Linked DNA regions of Homo sapiens: region 2 is linked to region 1. Evidence: read pairs that join two places in POLR2A ChIA-PET (ENCODE). Cell type or tissue: GM12878. All regions are shown on one strand. Links, peaks and the distances in the headings refer to the core of each region. The heading gives the core; the rest is flanking DNA.

What was found. Peaks named below come from ENCODE experiments on the same cell type or tissue, not always from the same donor. Only the 100,000 strongest peaks of a DNase experiment are listed, where the experiment ranks them.
Region 2: POLR2A ChIA-PET joins it to region 1 with 10 read pairs; 2 of 35 experiments call an interaction of 5 or more read pairs at or near these places.

What each region holds. Positions count from the first base shown.
Region 1 is chr3:158,352,036-158,359,341 of GRCh38, reverse strand. RSRC1 (arginine and serine rich coiled-coil 1) reads right to left here. Exons shown (of 10, transcript NM_001271838.2): 6 at 4,434-4,485. Among named protein-coding and RNA genes, the nearest start is that of UC.134, 170 kb to the left of the region's middle. RefSeq lists an enhancer at 6,678-6,727. In GM12878, for the core only: no CTCF peak of the experiment used is centred there; a DNase peak (open chromatin) is centred at 3,197; H3K27ac peaks cover 1,092 bases.
Region 2 is chr3:158,277,497-158,284,802 of GRCh38, reverse strand. All of the region lies in intron 4 of RSRC1 (arginine and serine rich coiled-coil 1), which reads right to left. Among named protein-coding and RNA genes, the nearest start is that of RSRC1, 170 kb to the right of the region's middle. In GM12878, for the core only: no CTCF peak of the experiment used is centred there; no DNase peak of the experiment used is centred there.

The DNA.
Region 1 (7,306 bases), core at 1,665-4,164:
TATTATTTTCATAACAGTCCAACATGGCAGTTATTATCTTTCGCTCTTACAGATAAAGAAATTATGGTAAAGAGAAGCCCCCAAATACAAATACTTTCAAATAGGTAACTTAAATGTGTGATATGGTATAGTTGAGGCAATAGAGAACTGTTTTATACACTGCTATTGGTGCGAAAGTAAAATGGTTCAGCTGCTATGGAAAATGTTTTGTGGTTTCTCAGAAAATTAAACATAGAATTACCAAATGACCCCACTATCACCCTCCTAGGTATACACCTAAAAAACCTCCAAACAGGTACTCAAACAAGTACATATACACACATATTCAAATGTACTCACAATAGAATAAAGGTAGAAACAACCCAAATTTTATCAATGGATTAATAAGTTGTGTGTGTGTGTGTGTGTGTGTGTATGTTTGTGTGTATATATATATATACACACATACACACACATACTAAATGAAGGAAGCCAGACACACAAGGTCACAGATTATAGGATTCCATTTATATGAAATATCCAGAATAGACAAACGGAGACAGAGGGAGAATGGTGGTTGTCAAGGGCTTGGGGGAAAGGAAACTGGGGAGAAACTGCTAGTAGGTAAGCGGTTTCACTCTGGAGTGATTGCAATGTTTAGAACTAGATAGAATTGATGGTTGTACAAAACTGTGAATGTACTGAATGCCACTGAATTGTTCATTTTAAGCAATTATGATTAATTTTATGTTATGTAAATTTCACCTCAATGAACTAGAAAAAAACACACATCTGTCATATTTGATTAAAAAAACCCTCTGTTCTGGCTAAACAATAAACATTAAACTGCTCAAAGTTACAGAACAAGTGGTGATGGCAGGCTTAGGATCTTTCCACTATTCATTAGTGTCTCGCTACAGAAGTAATAGAATTGAAGCAGGAAGCCAATTAGGAGGTAATGGAATAAGCCATGAGTGAAATGTTTGGCATCTAGACTAAGGAGATGGCAGTGGGAGAGACAATAAAGGGATAAATACAAAAAAATTACACAAAATCAGAATAATTAAGTCCAGGTGAATTATCGCCTATAAAAGAGTCAAAGAAAATGTTCAAAGTTTTGAACCAAAGTACAAATATGTAATAGTTTAGCACATATAAAGTATGTTCCTAACCCAAATACAATAAAATCTCAGACTCAAATTTATGTTTGATATAATAATCATAACACCCTATAGGTACATTTTTTTAAATCTTATTTTAGTCCTTCATATGCCTTTCAGAATCATACCACTAAAAATCGTGGCTAAATATTCGAAACAGATTTTAATTCCAAACCAATAACATTATTAACATTTACTAATATCAATTACGATGCAATAGTTAAATATAAAACTTTCTTCTGGGACTCAGAGCTAGAGTAAACAACTAAGTCTAATCGTAGGATTTCTACATATTAACCTTATCTATCAAGTTATGCTGCTTGTAAGGCTAAAATTAATCCTGCGTCAAGAATCTAGCATAAGGCCTGAAGTCTTTGCCCATGGCCACTTTTAAGGCCCCCAAATCAAGGTGTTTTTCCTAGGAACCTAAGTGAACTCCAATGTGACAATGGGTACTACTAGACTTCCCTATCCATTTATCTCAACCTTGAGACTAGGCTGGACTGCAAAACTTACCAGACAGGTCTCAAGTTCTTCTTATTTATTTGCTTATTTTTAATAATATAATGAACACCTTAAAATTCATCACCAAAAAGACAACTAGAATCTTGACAGTAAGTTAGCTATGTACTCTTCCCCTACCTATCCATCTACTTGCCCTCTACTATGCCACAAGTTCTCATTAAAAACAATACTGGATATTTTTCAAAAAGGTGTAATATGTTATATCATATTATACAGCAACATATTCACGGAACTGGTATCAAAAAGCAATTCTAGTAAAACGATTACTTAACCAGTGGCAATGAAAAGTAGCACAAAGCTTTATAAAACAATACAGCAAAAATGTACAAAAAGCCATTCTATTAAATTGGTGCAAAAGTAACTGAGGTTTTGCCAAAACTGCAATTACTTTTGGACCAACCTGAAATGTTAATACCCTCTGACCTCATAAACTCATTTCTATAGTAACAAATCCCCCCAAAATAAAATAGAATATGACTAACACAATGTATAAGAGGGTGTTCATTACAGTGTTATTGGTAAGAGGGAAAAGTTGAACAACATAAATATTCAATAAAAAAGAGTGACTTAAAAACTTGAGTATTTAGCTAAGGTCTGTCTTTTGCTTATCGGGCCTAGGCCAAAATAAATTTTTTAACTTGAAAATTGTCATAATTTTGGATGCTTCTCAAATTCACAGAATCTAGCTCTTTATCCTTAGATACAATTTAGAACATTGAAGTTAAATGTTAGGGATGACAACTCAGATGGATATAAGCAAGTTATACACTGTGAGGTCTGGAGTATCACATCTATTTTCTAATGTGCTTCAAAATCATACTAAATATTTTTAAAAAACTGAATAAAACTATGAAATAAAATTATTTAAAATTGCATTTGTGGAAACAAATGTTTTCTGTGCTAAGCAACATAAATATTTTCCTTCAAAGCAAGGGTTTACTCAATTATGAGCTGGAATACTCAATTAGGAGCTGCAAATATTTTTTCAAAGCAAAATGCCATGCATATTATGTAAATGATATAGAATCAAATTAATTAGATTTATCCTACAGTATATTTTATTTGAGTGAAAATATTAAAAAAATTAACAAAATTTTAGTAAGTAATGTTTTCTACATAAAGATAAATAAGATAAAAACATAAACTATGAATTATTTTTAGAGTAATAAGGAGGAGTATAGAGACACTTCATCAAAACTAAAACATTGCCAATCTTTTTACCTACATGGTAAGTTACTTCTATTAGTAATTCAGGAAGCTAGTATACCGATCATACTGGAGTTCCCAATCTTTAGACTGTGGACACTTTAAATGAGAATACAAAGAACTAATGCAAGAGATCCTTTAATCAATATGCACATATGTATTTTCTTGATCAATGAATCCTAAAAATATAACTATTATCATTTGGTGGTCTGAAATTACTTTTGATGTTAAAATAGAATTCTCATTTTTCCAGCTTGAAATTATGAGCTCTTTATAGTAAAAAATTTTAAGAAATATATACAGTAGTCCCCCATCATCTGCAGCTGCAGTTTCATTTTCTGTGGTTTCAGTTACCTGCGGTCAACTGTGGTCCAAAAATAGGTGATTACAGTACAAGATATTTTGAGAGTGAGAGAAAGAAACCACATTTATATTTATTAAAGTATATTATTATAATTGTTCCATTTTATTATCATTATTAATCTCTTACCTAATCTATAAATTAAACTTTATCATAGGTATGTATGTATAGGAAAAAATATAGCGTGTGTATATGTGTGTGTGTATCTAGATACAGATATAAATTAGATATATAGATAGATAAATATAGATATAGATACAGGGTTTTGTACTACCCATGGTTTGAGACACCAACTGGACGCTTGGAAGACATCCACCATGTATAAGAGAGGACTATTGTACTACTCATTAAAACTTATTGTTTGAATAAGTTATATACATTTTTGAAGAGCACATTAAGATTCAAAGTAAAATATCAGCACTCAGAAAATATAGATCTTATATATTTTTAAAAAAGTAAAGTATTTAATGTCTATATGCAAGTGAACATGGTATCTAAAATCTAAGTCACAGCATTATAGTACCTTGAGAAATAAAACATACAGCACTTGAAGAGTACATGGTATCCAGAACATACAGTCCAGTGAGTTAGTCCAATGTAATTAGGGAAATTACTAAATGACACTGATCTCATTTTCTTTAGAACAATGAAAATCTCAACCTAAACATTACACCTTATTTAAAAAATTAAAATGGAGGAGTTAGTCTTAAATGTAAAGTGTAAAACCATAAAATATAAAGTTATATTTTATATAAATAAAAGCCATAAAATATAAAGTTTTATGGTTTTACATGTTACATTTAAGACTAACTCCTCCATTTTAATTTTTCTTTCAAAAGAAAGAAAATGTAAGAAAAAAATCATAATCTGGGATTAGTCAAAGAATTCTTAAACACATCACCAAAACCATAGTACATAAAAGACAAATTAATCAATTGGGCTTCATCAAAATAAAAAACTAAAACTGAAGCCAATTTTATAAATGAAAAGGTAAAGAATGACCTGTTAGCAATACACTTAGCATTATACTGCGGCAATAAATATTTCAGATAATATATGGCCATACATATAATCTAGATCTGATAAATTTGTGAGGATATATAAAAATAGTGTTTTTTTTTTTACTCATTTCTAAGCATGCTACCAGCCTAGGGTTTACTCGTCACTTCTTCATTTAATAAAAGTTAATTATCAACACTTACCAGCAGCTTCAAGAACCAGCTGTAGTCTGGCTTTGGCCTGTTCAGCTGGTGGCTAAAAAAGAAAAAAAAAAAAATTCAACCATACAAGACTTTTACAGGTCAGTTTTAATTGATGGAGTTTTAAATTAATGCATTTGTTTGCAAATATTAGGAAATTTAAAGAGCTTTAACATAATTTATATTAAAATCCATCACATCTTGCACTTGCATATATGATGCAAGAATGATAAGCTTCTTTCATTTTTTTTTCCTAGAAAAAGTTTTGCTTACTATCCAACATTGTATCAATCAGCAATAACATAATTAACTGAAATTTAATAACAAGGCAAGGCACACACATTTAACAACATATTCTTAAGTTGTGTTATTTCTTTGCACATAGAAACAGGCAAGCAATCTATGAGAATTTAAATAGCAACCTTTAAGTTCAATATTTGAGGTAAGTCAGACTCTAAAACCACTTTTCTGCTTTCCTAACTGGAATTTAAAGGAACAATTGTGATGAAGATAGGACACAATTTGGCTTATATGCTTCCGGCTCCTATGAACTGTCCTAAAATTGCTTTTTCAGTGAACCTTGATTCAATATAGTTGATAACAATGAAACTAAACTAATTTCCAGCCGGACGCAGTGGCTGACGCCCGTAATCCCAGCACTTTGGGAGGCCGAGGCGGGTGGATCACAAGGTCAAGAGATCGAGACCATCCTGGCCAACATGGTGAAACCCCATCTCTACTAAAAATACAAAAAGTAGCTGGGCATGGTGGCATGCACCTATAGTCCCAGCTACTTGGGAGGCTGAGGCAGGAGAATTGCTTGAACCTGGGAGGTTGCAGTGAGCCAAGATCGTGCCACTGTATCCAGCCTGGCAATAGAGCAAGACTCCGTCTCAAAAAAAAAAAAAAAAAAAAAGAAAAAGAAACTAAACTAATTTCCTACCAGTGACCACACTCTGAGATTTTTGGATAACATATTAAACAACAACAACAAATTATATCATGAATTATGTCAAGACTATGACTTTTTACTAAAGACCTGTTAAAAAAACTGTTGTCCATACTTGAGACTTCAATTAATATATTTATAAAGTTGTCAGCAATAAACAAAATAACCCCAGTTTTATATATGAAAATAATCACTTCAAAACTAATAATTTATGTGATATATTAGAATATTTTGCTATTTGTAAAAAGAAACCCAGCTTGAATAAAAGAATTAAATAACTGGATACAGAAAGAAGATGTTGTGCTCAGAAAAGTTTAAGAATTTGAATGGTCCTTCTGGAAAACCTATAGGAAACAAGATGGAAGAGTGGTAGATGAGACAAGTGAGGAGACTGGGAGAACGTATTATATCACAGAACAGGGATTAAGAGACTATAGACCTGGACCAGTGGCCTGGTTTCATAAATAAGTTTTACTGGGATATAGGCTATGCCATTTGTTTACATAGTGCCTACTGGCTTTTGTGATCAACTCAACAATAAGAGTTCATTATTTGTAGCAGGAATCTTAGGATCAGCAAAGCCTAAAATATTTATCTGGACCTTAAAGTGTGCCAACCCCTGCCATGGAAGATGAAGAGACTTAGAAAAATTTTAAACAAAGGGGAGATGTGATCAGATCTGCACTTTGATACATCACTCTAGCAATATTTTTGAGGATGAATTGAAAGGAATGTGTCTAGAGGCAAGGAGCTCAGTTAGGTGGCAATTAATGAATTCCAGGTGAGAGGAGGGCCTGAGCTGAAACAATAGCAGAAAGGTCAAACAGGACAACACAGATTTGAGAAATATTTAATTGGTAAAACAAAAGGACTGATTGGTTATTAGAGAAGGAGGAGATGACAACCAATAAAGACTACTTTATGTCATATGTTTAAGGGAAAATGTATGTAAGCACGCTTTATAAAGTATTGGAAATATGTGACATCAAATTAAAATATCAAAGCAAAATATCAATAGAAAACTGTGATATCTACTGAATATAAAAGTCATAAACTGTCTACAGGTATCAAGCCATTAATGCAAACATTTATGATGATAAATGGCAAATGACATTTGACATTAGTATCAGAAAGCACAGGGAAGTGTGGAGAACTGTGAAGCACATGCCCCAACTAAAGGAAGCAGCTGACACCCAGCACCAACTGATTGTGGTCATGCAGAAACGCAAGCCCAGGGTTACGAAATTTGTTACTTTTTCACAAGCATTTAAGTCACCATGAAAACCAGTACAGAATGTGGATAAATACAGTACTTTTACGGGCCAGATTCAAGCAGATCCTAAGCAAGCGAAGAATTAGGAAGCATACATGTCAGAGCATCCTTGTAAGTAGTGTCCTTTAATAGAAAAATCCTAGACATTTTACTGGTTAAGATATTTCATGACTAATTTTTTTTTGTATTTCATAAGGAAAGATTTTTTTAACAATTAAGAAATATTTAAGACATAGAAAATAAATACATAATAATGTATACCCAACATTCAATAAAATATTAATAGCAATATTGTCAGTTTTCTACTCCATGAAGTCTCCCTCTATAGAAGATCTCTTCCTCTCCACATCTATAACCATTATCTTGAAGATATAGTCACTACCATTCCTAAGGGAAGATTCTTTTTTCTTTTTTGTAAGAGATAGGGTCTCACTCTGTTGCCTAGGCTAACGTGCAGCAGTGTGATCATGGCTCACTGCAGTGTTGAACTCCTGGGCTTAAGTAATCTTCCTGCCTCAGCTCCCTGAGTAGCTAGGACTACAGGTGTGCACCACCACACCCAGCTCCTTTTTTCTGTTGTTTCATAGAGTTGGTGTCTCACCATGTTGCCCAGGTTGGTCTCAAACTCCTGGCCTCAAGCAATCCTCCCACCTA
Region 2 (7,306 bases), core at 2,452-4,951, 75 kb after region 1:
GACAAAGGGCTAATATCCAGAATCTACAATGAACTCAAACAAATTCACAAGAAAAAAACAAACAACCCCATCAAAAAGTGGGCAAAGGACGTGAACAGACACTTCTCAAAAGAAGGCATTTATGCAGCCAAAAACCACATGAAAAAATGCTCACCATCACTGGCCATCAGAGAAATGCAAATCAAAACCACAATGAGATACCATCTCACACCAGTTAGAATGGCAATCATTAAAAAGTCAGGAAACAACAGGTGCTGGAGAGGATGTGGAGAAATAGGAACACTTTTACACTGTTGGTGGGACTGTAAACTAGTTCAACCATGGTGGAAGTCAGTGTGGCGATTCCTCAGGGATCTAGAACTAGAAATACCATTTGACCCAGCCATCCCATTACTGGGTATATACCCAAAGGACTATAAATCATGCCGCTATAAAGACACATGCACACATATGTTTATTGTGGCACTATTCACAATAGCAAAGACTTGGAACCAGTCCAACTGTCCAACAATGATAGACTGGATTAAGAAAATGTGGCACATATACACCATGGAATACTATGCAGCCATAAAAAATGATGAGTTCATGTCCTTTGTAGGGACATGGATGAAATTGGAAATCATCATTCTCAGTAAACTATCGCAAGAATAAAAAACCAAACACCACATATTCTCACTCATAGGTGGGAATTGAACAATGAGAACACATGAACACAGGAAGGGGAACATCACACTCTGGGGACTGTTGTGGGGTGGGGGGAAGGGGGGAGGGATAGCATTAGGAGATATACCTAATGCTAAATGAGGAGTTAATGGGTGCAGCACACCAGCATGGCACATGTATACATATGTAACTAACCTGCACATTGTGCACATGTACCCTAGAACTTAGAGTATAATAATAATAGTAAAAAAAAAAAAAGAAAACAAATGATAACGTTTCCATTGTTGGCAAAGGTGCTGAGAATCAGGTATCCTCATGCACTGCCAGTGGAAGCAGAAAATAACACAGGTTTTCTGGAGGGCAATTGGGAGAATGTATCAACATTCTCAACAATACACGTAAAGCCTTGCCTCACAGTCTACTTCTCTAAGTTTATCCCAATGACACATTCACAAAATATTAATCACTCCATTGTATTTAATACAAAAAACTGAGAACTAAATGCCCAATAATGGCAAACTGTCAAATAAAATATAATAACCATACAACAGAAAACGATATCACCATTAAAAATTGTGACATAGTTATGTATTTTCACGAAATGGTCTTGTGCTATAGTAAGTTTTTTTTTTAAATCATGTTACAAAATGTAAGAGGGTAAGTTTTATACATCCATGTGTACAGTGTGGTACATGTGCATTTATCTAAAAAGTTATAAACTGAAAAGTAAACAGTATTTGACAGTGGGATTATGAGTACTTTTTTTGTTCATTCTAATTGTTTATATGTTTTCTAAAGTGTCTTCCATGAAAAAAAATTATTAGTCCAATTTAAAAAGTATTTTTAAAAAAATCCTCACAGCAGCTTTATTGAGTAGTATATTATTCTGGGTCTACATTCAGCTCACATTTTTCCTGTTGTCTATAATCATAAATTATTTATGTACATGATTTTACCTCTAGTGTTCACTTTAAAAACCTTGTCTACATTTTTTTTCACCCTTATACCATCTACGTAATTTAATACAAATAGAATCTTCCTAATTTTGGTATGTGATTATCCAAGCTACAGATGAATTCAATTTAGAGATGGAGAATGTGAAATAGAGATAATGAACACAGTTATGTTTGCAATGCACGAGGCAAACAGAAATGGTGAACTCTTCAATAATGTATCCCCACTTTGTCTATGTTAGTTTTGGCTCCTATCACTAACCACCAAAAGTCCTCCAATACCTTCTCCCTAACATCAATGTCTTCATATCCCAAGTTCTTGTCATTGCCTGCTTTATAATCTACCTTACCTGGCTAACAATTTTCTGCCAATATGTAACTCTTCTCAAACCAGTTCATTATCACCTCCATAATTTTGCTCATCCATTCATCTACCTAAAACAAGATTCTCTTCTTCTCAAAATCTGCAAATTCTTATATTTATTGTACAAGAACCAATTAAACTCCCACCATGACTATGTTCATAACAATTTCTTAATCTCTAAACTTACAGTCCTTCCTGACATTTAATGGGTAAGCGCTAAGATCTTTGCAAATGTCCCAAGTTGAAAATGCAATAATGCATGTAAAGTGCTCAGCATACTGCATTTAGCAAATATTACTAATTATTGTCAACATCACCATTACTACACAGACCTTTGATGAGGATTGTTCAATACATTAACATCAGAAAAAACAAAGCCACTGTGAGATACAGTGCTGAGCAGTTAGTAGGCTTTATTCATTGGCTAAGTTACATGACTCCTTCACAGCATCCTCTCAGAACATAGGCTTTAAGTCATGCCACACAAAAGTTACAAATTGTCACATAAAACAGGCCACATCACTTTGAATAGACAGAATATTAAATCTGTGGATACCAAGGTCAAATGCATTGCCCTTATAGAAAACTCCCAATAGTCTGGCACTTGATTGTCAGTAATTATTTTATGTGGCTTCTATGTATATATCCATTTCCCAACTTAATTATTTGCTTAGGTAAACCTGCTTTGTTACCACATGAAGCTCTTTGATAAGCACAGACAGGGCTGGGGGTGGGGAGGTGGATATGGCTGCATCTCCCTCCAGAAAACTGCAAAGCACTGGCTGTGTACCAAGTATGTGTACCAGTATGAGGAGGGCAGCTTTCTTCCATGAGGCCTGCCAGGCAAAACTCTGTAATTGCCAATGGGTATGTCTGATTGGTCACACATAGAATTTTGGCCTGGAACCAGTTTCCTCAGCTACCATGTTACTCATAGGCTTCCTTTCAGTTCGACTTTTTGAAAGAGAGAACTATACACATACCCTATCTCCCCTCTCCTACCTCCCACTACATCCAAAAATTACTCTTGGCTAAAGTCATCAGTGGTTCCCCCATGTTACCAAATCCAAAGTCTACTTTATCATCTTTCTCTTTATACAATTCTTAGAACCATTTGATACTGTCTAACATTCATATTCATGTTGATAAGCCCATGCTGAATTAATGTTCAATACTTCATAGCCTTTCCTCACTTGTCTTCTATAATATTATATCGTTCAGGTTTTCTACATTTTCTCAAAAAAATGGCTCTTCAAGTCTCTTGTAGTTCCATGCTCTTCTCTCTAGCCACCAAAGGTAAGAGCTCCCCAAGGATCAGTCCTGGGCCCTAGTCTTGTGCTATAATTTCTTCTTAATCCATCTCACCCTCACACACAGCATTAATAGCAACCTATACGTACATGTGCAAAAAATGTATATCATTCATAAGCTCCAGATTCATTTACCCTGTTGTCTATTTGACATCTCTATTTGGATATCTAAAAAAAAAAAAAAGCTTATGCTCAATAGATCCAAAACTAAATTCTTGAGTTCCTCCTTCAAAACTGATCCTTTTCAGTATTTCCTATTTCAGAAAAGGATCTTATCATTCATCCTTCTGCTCAAGCCAAAAACCTGGGAATCAACCACTTCACTTTCTTCTTTTTCCCCCTACAAATACAATCTATCAGTTAGTCCTATTGATTCTACCTCTTAAGTAATCACAAAAACTATCTATATTTATATCAACTGCCACCATCCTAATTCAATTGCCATGACCTCCATCCTAGTCTTTCTTAATTCTGTCATAGCTATTTTAACCACTTCTGCCGTTGTTTCACTCTCATCCACCTGTTGCAAAACAGCCAGTCTAATCTTATAAAAATGAATCACTTTGGGCCAGGCGCGGTGGCTCATGCCTGTAATCCCAGCACTTTGGGAGGCTAAGGTGGGTGGATTGCCTGAGCTCAGGAGTTCGCAACCAGACTGGGCAAAAGGGTGAAACCCCGTCTCTACTAAAATACAAAAAATTGGCAGGGCGTGGTGGCATGCACCTGTAGTCCCAGCTACTCAGGAGGCTGAGGCAGGAGAATTGTTTGAATCCAGGAGGCAGAGGTTGCAGTGAGCCGAGATCACGCCACTGCACTCCAGCCTGGGAAAAAGAGCAAGACTCCGTCTCAAAAAAAAAAAAAAAAAAAAAAAAAAAGGAATCACTTCATTCTTGAGCTCAAAACCCTTCAATTCCTTTTCACCATAGCCATCATGATTTGCCCCCCACCACACACACACATAAACATTATTTATTCATTCAACAACTATTACTGAGTACTATCTCTGGGCCAGATTCTGTGATAGGAATTATGGATACAATTATGAACAACATATACCAGGTCATGTGGAGCTTAAAGACAGGTATAAAAACCAACGCACAAATATATAATTAGTACCTAATCATTAGTTACTAATAGTTTAATTAATTAGTAAATATGTGATATGAAAAATATTTCAGAAGTTAATACAGGGACCTATAAGACAGAATCAAAGGAAAACAAGAATTGCTCAAGGAATTCTTCTCTCATTTTATTCCACTGTCATGCTCGCTCGCTACAGCCTTCTTCTTGGGTGTATTTGTTATACTTCTTAAGCTACCCAGAATCTGAATACCATTCCAAATTCGGTGAGCTTTGAATCCAAAGTATTCCAAATATAGGATGACATGAATTATACTAGGAAATTTGAATAAAGAGTTAATGAAAGACAAGAATAAAAAGATTATTCTCTGTGATAGTGGCAACAGAGCTTAAGTCCAGTGGCAGCAATGTCAGAGGCGCTGGTGGTCAGTGCCTGCATACTACCTCTACTGATACCATGGTATACACAGGCAGTAACACCAGCTGACCAGTCTTCTTTTCCTGTCAGTTTTCACAACCTGGTTTCCCAGAGTCCCACTGATTACATAAGCTACCCAATAGTTCCACATAATCTACATTTATTTATTTACTTGCAATCCTTCCTAATAGAATCTAAGCTCAATAAGCACAACTTACATCTAGGAAAGAGGAAGTGGCATGGGGGAAGTCCTAGAGGCTTGAAATACCACTGCATATAAGAAAGACTTTTGTTTTATTCTAGTTCACATAAAGTGACAGTACAAATGAAGATTCTTCTAGGAATTACTTTCTCACAATAAATGGTTTTATATCTGCTTGCATAAAATAAAAAATAACCTATATTCAATTTATGGTAGTTTTCACCTAATTTTTATTAGTAATATTTAAAGGCCAATGGAGAATTTAAAAGTGCGCTAGCTTATTCTATTGAGCCGAAAGTACAAATCAGGGATCAGTAAACTACGGCCCATAGGCCAAATCCAGCCTATTTCCTGTTTTTGTACAGAACATGAGTTAAAACAGTTTTTACATTCTTAAATGTCTGGGAAAAAATCAAAAGAATAACATTTCCTGACACATGAAAATTACTGAAATTGATATTTTAGTGTCACTATATAAAGGTTTGTTGGGAAACAGCCACACTCATTCTTTTGTGTATTTCTATGGCTGCTTTAATGCGATTAACAATAGCTGAGGCGTTGCAACAGAAATCACGGATGGCACTCTCATTAGGTTGCATTGCTGCTCAAGGCACACAAAAAATCACAGTAACATAGCATAACTAAACGCAGTTTCAAGGGCCTTATGAATTGCTGTAATGTGACATTTAATTTTTAATACCAGTGTATAAGAATCATATCAAAATGAGAAAAGAATAGAAAAGGAGCCTTCAACTGTCATTTTTAAGGCGCAGTGAAGTGTGGACTATTTTATCAAATTAAATGGCAATTCATTGTGCTTATTATACAATGGCATTACAGCTGTGCTGGAAAAATAGCATATATGTTGATTTTTAAAAATAATATATACTTGACTGAACACTCTTTATAGTATTTCCAACTCACAGGAAAGCAATAGTCCAAAAAAATAGAACATTTAAAATGGAGTATCTCATCACAGCAGAATTTCTTCACAAAAATAAAAAAATAAAAATGAGTTTCTGAGTGTTGTATTTGTCAACCAATCAATGAAAGCCATTTACCAAAGATGACTTAATTAGTGTTTGAATGCAGTCAAAGAAATGTGTCCAGAGAAAATAAACTTGCTTAAAAACTATTAGACTTTTAGCAAGAACAGTTGTTCAAACTGTTGAAGACACAGGGAATATCATCAACATGTCCAGTGAAGAGATAAGGCAAATGAGTCCAAGCGGTTTTGCTTGGTTTTTCATGAGTCCACAGATGTCAGAGATACTGCTCAGTTGTTTATTTGAGGAGTCAGTGCTGAGTGTGGAATGACTTAAGAATTAGCCTCCATGAAAATTATGCATAGAACATGAGAATATTTTCAACAAAATTGAGAAAACACTCATTCAGTACAACCTGATGTGGAATCTGCTAAGATGTGTTATATATCATGGTAGTTAACAACAGAGAGCGGAAAGAGGCTTAGTTGGACAAATCTACAAAGCTTGTGAAAATGTAAGTCTACGAAAATTTAAAGCCTACAGTTATTCCCTGCATTATTCATCAGCAAAAACTTTGTAAAAACATCTGAATGTAAAATGTGGTATTTAATCAGAAGTGTCAACAGTGAACCTCACTTGCTCTTGTGGACTTGTCCGTTGTTGGTTGTATGATTTTTTTGACAGATACAGATGCTGAATATCCTGATTATTCCAACACATGGCAGCAGTTTGATGGCTTAACAGTGGTAAAGTCTAGTTGTGATGTTTCACATTAGGGATCAATACTGAAATTTTTCTGACTGAGAAGAACCCCCTCAACCACTTTTATCCTAAACCACTTTTAGCTTCAGCAGTAGACATAAAAATGCTCCTTAGGTGGGCACAGGGGCTCATGCCTATAATCCCAACTACTAGGTGGGGGCTGAGTGAGAGGATTGCTTCAGTCCAAGAGTTCCAAAGGCTGCAGTGAGCCATGATCCTGCCACAGTATATAAGCCTGGCCACAGAGTGAGATGCTGTCTCTAAAACAAAAAATAAATAAATAAAAATAAATTTTAATGAGCTCAACCTAAAATTACAAGGCAAAATGGTGCTTATATGCAAAATTCATCCAACAGTAAAGCCATTTCAGTAACAACTGATGTTGCTTGAATCACAAAGTAATGTCAAACTGCTTTATATACTTCCCATGCTGTCAAAGTTAAAGAAGATATTCATTCCAACACACATTTCAAGGAGTATGTTTTTTGACCTCAAATTACACTTCCAGCAGTATTTTTCTGCCTTTAATGCAAGTGTAAAGAAAATTTCCATATTCACAAGTCCACTT